2 separate regions of the Homo sapiens genome follow, and region 2 is linked to region 1. A link is an interaction called in ENCODE POLR2A ChIA-PET data of the cell type or tissue named here. Cell type or tissue: IMR-90. All regions are shown on one strand. Each heading gives the region's core, and the rest is flanking DNA. Links, peaks and the distances in the headings are about the cores only. Region 1 overlaps STXBP5 (syntaxin binding protein 5). Region 2 overlaps STXBP5 (syntaxin binding protein 5).

The links. Peaks named below come from ENCODE experiments on the same cell type or tissue, not always from the same donor. Only the 100,000 strongest peaks of a DNase experiment are listed, where the experiment ranks them.
Region 2: POLR2A ChIA-PET joins it to region 1 with 5 read pairs; 5 of 35 experiments call an interaction of 5 or more read pairs at or near these places.

The regions. Positions count from the first base shown.
Region 1 is chr6:147,266,944-147,269,869 of GRCh38, forward strand. It overlaps STXBP5 (syntaxin binding protein 5), which reads left to right. Exons shown (of 28, transcript NM_001127715.4): 7 at 141-224. Among named protein-coding and RNA genes, the nearest start is that of STXBP5-AS1, 64 kb to the left of the region's middle. In IMR-90, for the core only: no CTCF peak of the experiment used is centred there; a DNase peak (open chromatin) is centred at 1,538.
Region 2 is chr6:147,321,020-147,323,945 of GRCh38, forward strand. All of the region lies in intron 16 of STXBP5 (syntaxin binding protein 5), which reads left to right. Among named protein-coding and RNA genes, the nearest start is that of STXBP5-AS1, 120 kb to the left of the region's middle. In IMR-90, for the core only: no CTCF peak of the experiment used is centred there; a DNase peak (open chromatin) is centred at 1,642; H3K27ac peaks cover 413 bases.

The sequences.
Region 1 (2,926 bases), core at 251-2,750:
ATTAGCAATGCAGATGTTTGTTTATATTATACATTTATACTCAACGCATTTGAATGATAGTAGTTATTTTCATTGTCAGCAAATAAATGTTTTATAATTGATATCATTCCTAGGTAATGTGCCTTTTTCTTTTATCACAGCTTTTGATTGGCTTTGAATCTGGAACAGTAGTTTTATGGGACCTCAAATCAAAGAAAGCCGACTACAGATACACATATGATGAGGTAATATTATTTTTGCTAGTAAAAGCTATGGTCATTTCTCTCATATAAAGCAGTTTCTCTAAAAACTTAATTGGTAATTTTACTTTAGGCAAACTTTGTAATTGCAGTAATACACAATTTATTTTTTACAATAGATAATATGTTCACACAATTCAAAAGATAACAAAAATCTTCTTCCCACCTGCCATTTGGTTATCTAGTTTCCTTACAGGTAGCATGTTACCAGTTTCTCTCATGTTCTTCCAAAGAGACACTGTGCATTTACAAGCAAATTCATAAATATATCTTATTTTTTCTTTTGTACGAATGATAGTATACTATAGACATTTATAATCCACTTTAAGAACCAGTAAGAATTAATTGTGATTGACAGATAAGTCTTTTCTCTCCTTTTGCTCCTCACTTCCCTTCCTTACCTTACCTCTCCTTTTTTGGCATTTATTTGTTGAAGATAGAGTCTTCCAGATGCTGGCTTTTTCTGGCTGCATCCCCATTGTCTTTAACATGTTTTTTTGTTTTTTGTTTTTTGTTTTTGCCCTCAGATTTCCTATAAATTGGATAATTTACTGAGGCTTGATCAAATGCCGGTTTATTTTTCATTTTGGCAAGACTACTTCATAGATGATACTGATACTCATTTAGCTGGTGGAACCTTAGTGTCTATTTCAGATGTTGGAAGCCAGTGGTGGTTGAGGCCGAGATCTGTTACTGTATAGTAGTTGCAAAATAGGAGACATTCTAATTCTGTCTTTCCTTCTCTACTTATTATGTAGGTCACTTCAGTAAAGAGAACCTTCCTCTTATCTGCTATTTGTTTATATAATAGGACAGTTCATATAGCAAAGGCAGGATAAATATGTGGTTCTTTTCCTTTATTTTAGTATTCATCTTAAGGGGTTGTTCTCTAATGGTTTCCATGATGACCAATTTATTCTGACTTTTAGTTTCACTGTGTGCTCAACAACTTAAACATATTTGATATACTTCAATCCACTGAAGTTATTGTTGCTTTTCACATTATCCCAACTTTGGTCAGTGTACCTCCTCCCTACTAATCTGTATATTTCTGAATCAAATTTAGAATAAGGTATTTTTCTATGGAACTATGACTTCTTTCAGTGCCATGTCTGGTGGCCATAATTTAGACATCAGGAGTGTTCATGGTTTCCAATTCAGTGAGTAGAGCTATATCTAGGAAATGTGTAAGTGGTTGTTTAAGATAAAATACATCATAATCTTAGTCATAATCATATTGGTATGTTCAGTTACTGAGACATCAGAACCTATTGAGTAATTATAGCAACATTTGAATACTTTGCACATGTTTGTACATTATCTTTTTAGGCATGACTGAAAGGGAATTCCCTTTGTTTTTATGACTGTATACTTTTTGCTGCTCACTAGTCAGGATCTTCAAATTAAACAAGCATGTTTTGAATAAATACAGTTCCTATCATTTCTGTGTAGTTGTGATCTGTAGTTGTGGTCTGCAGATGAAAGCAGATTTTAAAAATTGAACATTTTGGTTTTGCTTATTATTTTAAATAGTGATCTAGGCTTGAGCCATTATGGAGTCACAGGGACTAGTTTACCTCCTTGCTTTAAACAAAGAAACTGGACAGGATATATTGAACAACAGTTTTCAGCAGTTAGACAGCAGGTCATGTAGAACAGTATTTTTTAGAGAGGAGAAACAAAGAAGGTAAACCCCTCAATTGCTTTAGCTAATGGCCTGAAGAGATTTTCCAGTTCTTGGAACATGAAGAGGGAACCTAGGTGGAAGCTGAGAAGTCTCCCTGAGTTGAAAAGTCAGAGTTGGGAAACTGGGGAAACTAAGACATCTGCAGCTTAGAAGGCAAGGTATTAGAGAGCAAAGAGCTTAGAAAGAGAGTTGTAGAAGTCTACAAAAGGACCCCTGCCCTGAGTCTTCAGTTGAATACTGATTATTGCATGGGTATAAGGCTTGGATAAGATCCACCAAAAAGGAAACAGTAGAACCATTTCTGTAGCACAGACAGGACTGGGAATAGTTCACATTCCCAACAGAGTAGAGAAACTTTGTAATACACAGGGTATGAGAAAGAGTATTCAGAAAGCTGTTGTTGCAGTGGTGGAACTAAACTAGCCCTATACTAAAGGCTGGCTTAAGTTCATCCTAACAAATCTTGAATGCAAACTTTGAAAGGACTGAAAGGACTAAACTGTTTTTAAGTACGTAACTACATCCTAGGAAAAACACCCAAAAACATTTAGAAGAATATGAATAGTAGCCCGATATAAATTTTACAATGTCTAGCATCCAAATAGAAATATATGAAGTATGCAAAAAGCCAGGATATACAACCCATAATGAGAAGAAAATGAAAATAGAAACAGACTCAGAAATGACAAGATGATACCATTGGCATCAAAAATATTAAAACAAGTATTATTAAATAGACTCCATATGCTTAAGAAGGTAGATGAAAGTATGAACATGTTGAAAAAAGACATGGAAGGCAAAAATCACACAAGTGGATTTTTTACAGATGAATGATAAAATAAGGTGAAAAATACTCTGAACAGTACTGCCAAAGGATTAATACGCTTCAGGAAATAGCAGTAGAAGCTACTTGATGTGAAAGAATGGAGGAAAAAAGGACAGATCATTAGTGAACTGTGGTACGACTTCAAGCAGACTAATATGTGTATTTTGAATCCTC
Region 2 (2,926 bases), core at 132-2,631, 54 kb after region 1:
TAACTAGTCTTTTAGTAGAATATTGTACAAGCTAGTGAAAGACATAAAGTACAAGTTTTGGACATTTTTGTCTAAAATCTATATATTAGTGATTTTTTTAAAAATCACAAACAACTTATACCTCATTTTTTTCTTTTAATAGTCTTCAAATAAATGCAGGTATTTATTAACTTGACATTGTTTTGGTCCACAGTCCTAGAGGCCAGTTTCTTAAAGTAAGAAGTATAACAAAAATTGATGTTAAAATATAATATTGAGGCTTTTTTCATATAAAATGCCTTTGTTTACAATTGGTTTATTTGAAGAAACATTTTAAAAGCAGCTGTTTAAGACCAAGGAAGGGGATTGATTGAGACCAGGAGTTCAAGACCAGTCTGGATAACATAGTAAGATACCATCTCTACAATAAAGTTTTTTAAAAAATTAGCCAGGTGTGGCGACATCACCTGTAGGCTGAAGTGGGAGGATTGCCTGAGCCCAGGAGTTCAAGGTCACAGTGAGCTATGATCATAGCTGCACTCCAGCCAGGGTGACAGAGTGAGTTTCTGTCTCTTAAAAAAAGAGGTAAAAAAGAAAAGGCAGCCGTTTGACTTGTTTCTTTTAGCAATGAAATTTTATGTTTTTGAATTATTTTTATTGTCCCTTTGCAAGGTACTTGCTCAAACAATCATTTTGAAACTGTGAGGCTCTACGCATCACTTTAACATTTAAAATACGTTTGTACAAATTATGGAACTCTTTATAAAACTTTTTCCTTAAAAAGTAAACAAATCAACTTGAATATATTAAAAACATTAAAATTATACCATAACCATTTAGAATAAAGCATAACACCCTCTTCCCATTTCATATTTTTAAAATGTAACTTACCTGCTTTCATTTCTTGGCTTAGGTTTCTCATCCTTTACCATTTTGCATCATGTTTGGCTGCCTTTTTATTTTTACTTAAGAACGTTTTTTTGTTTCCTTATACTAACTAAAATAAGAATTCCATGAGTTCTGTGTGTCCTGGTCACTTAAATCTTAAATGTGCCCATATATGTACTTCTAAAATTATCCCTGGAATGCCTGGTTCTGCTCTTGAGAATTTGTCGTGCACATTTAATATGCCAGAGGGAGGGAGGACACTTCCTTGACCCTAACCTTCTATACCTAATTCATAGAAGTAGAAGATAGACCACTCAGACCCTTCAGTCTACTCCTGTGTCAAGGCTGACTCTGGGAAGAAATGAAATGCCTCAGTTGTTACTCTGTCGCTTGAGATGGAGAGCTGTAGCTGATTAGTGGGTATTTCCCTAAGAATAATTCAGAAATTTTGCATCAGCCAGTGTAGAGTTCTGAATGCATTGCCTTGCAAACCTTGACCAGCCAGAAGTGAACTGTAGTTCAATTCGTATAAGCAGTGCCCTCAGTGATTCACATTTACCCTGAAGTCTGAACAACTTTCGCTGTTTCCTAGCATGTATGTCATCAAAACACGAGGTGCCATGGTCTTCCACATTAGAAATACCAACTGAATAATTCAGAAGGGTTCTTACCTCTGAGTTTGGTGGCAGGAAATTCAACATCGAGTAGTCTTCCTGCTGTTCTCTCACACACTGTCATTTCAAGGCAGAAGCCTTAAGAATTGCGGAAGTAACCAGGCTTTGCATATGTTTTGCTACAGCAATTACTAGGCAAAGAGTTGTGCAATCAAAAATGTTTTTAACTTAAAGTCATAGTAGAGTTTTTTACAATAAAAGCAGTCACACACTAAAATTGTTCACATTTTTTAAAAAAATGTGCCTTTCAAGTACACTTGAAGTTTTCTGGTACAAGTATAGCAGGTATTGTTTCAGAAGGTCTCACACTCTTTTAAACCCCTCTTTATCTCTTCCTTTCTAAAATCCTAATGACAAGTTTAGTTCAGCATGGATTTAACTATTCATGAGGTTTGGGAATAGGTAGTCATACCTGCTGACTAGTTTCACTTGTAGTTCTCTACCATCATCTCAAACTTAACCCCATGGTCTCCTAAAACTACCTCTTTATCCCTCCCTCCCTCCCTTCCTTCTGTCTGATTGTACATTCACTGTTTCTTCTTTTCTTCCTCTACCCTACCTCTACTCAACCTCCAATTCATTCAGTAAATATTGAGTACCTCTTTTGTGCCAGTGTTAAAAGTATTAATAGCTGCAAGGTTTCTGCCTTCCTGAAATGTAAAGCCTTGTCTGTTCTTACTCCATTAATGTGTTTCAATCTCCCTTTTTCTTGTTTCACATCAGAATCACAGGAACTTCCCAATTGGTGACCCTGTTCTACTTCGTCTTACCTATGTTCACCAAATTAATCTTCCCCAGATATTTCTTATCAACCTTCATTGGCCTTTAATTCTTCTTTTTTTTTTTTGGAGACGGAGATCTCACTCTGTCGCCCAGGCTGGAGTGCAGTGGTGCCATCTCAGCCCACTGCAACCGCTGCCTCCCAGGTTCAGGCGATTCTCCTGCCTCAGCCTCCCGAGTAGCTGGGATTGCAGGTGCTCACCACCACACCCGGGTAATTTTTGTATGTTTAGTAGAGACGGGGTTTCGCCATGTTGGCCAGGCTGGTCTCGAACTCTTGACCTTAAGTGATCTGCCCACCTCGGCCTCCCAAAGTGCTCTGATTATAGGTGTGAGCCACTGCACCCAGCCTGTCTTAATTCTTTAATAATGAAAATATATTACCTTTGTCTAATTTGACCATCTGCAAAGTACTTTTCATAGGCAGTCACAAGTTCCTCACATTGTGACTAGGTAGTAATACTCCCACTTTCTAGGTGAAAAGACAGCTGGTGAGTAACAGAATCAGTACTCAAAGTCCACCTTGCTGAGAGTTCTTTCTACCAACATCAAACCTTTGTGGACAGGACTTGAAGACCCTCTAAAGTCTGGCCCTGGCCTGTCTT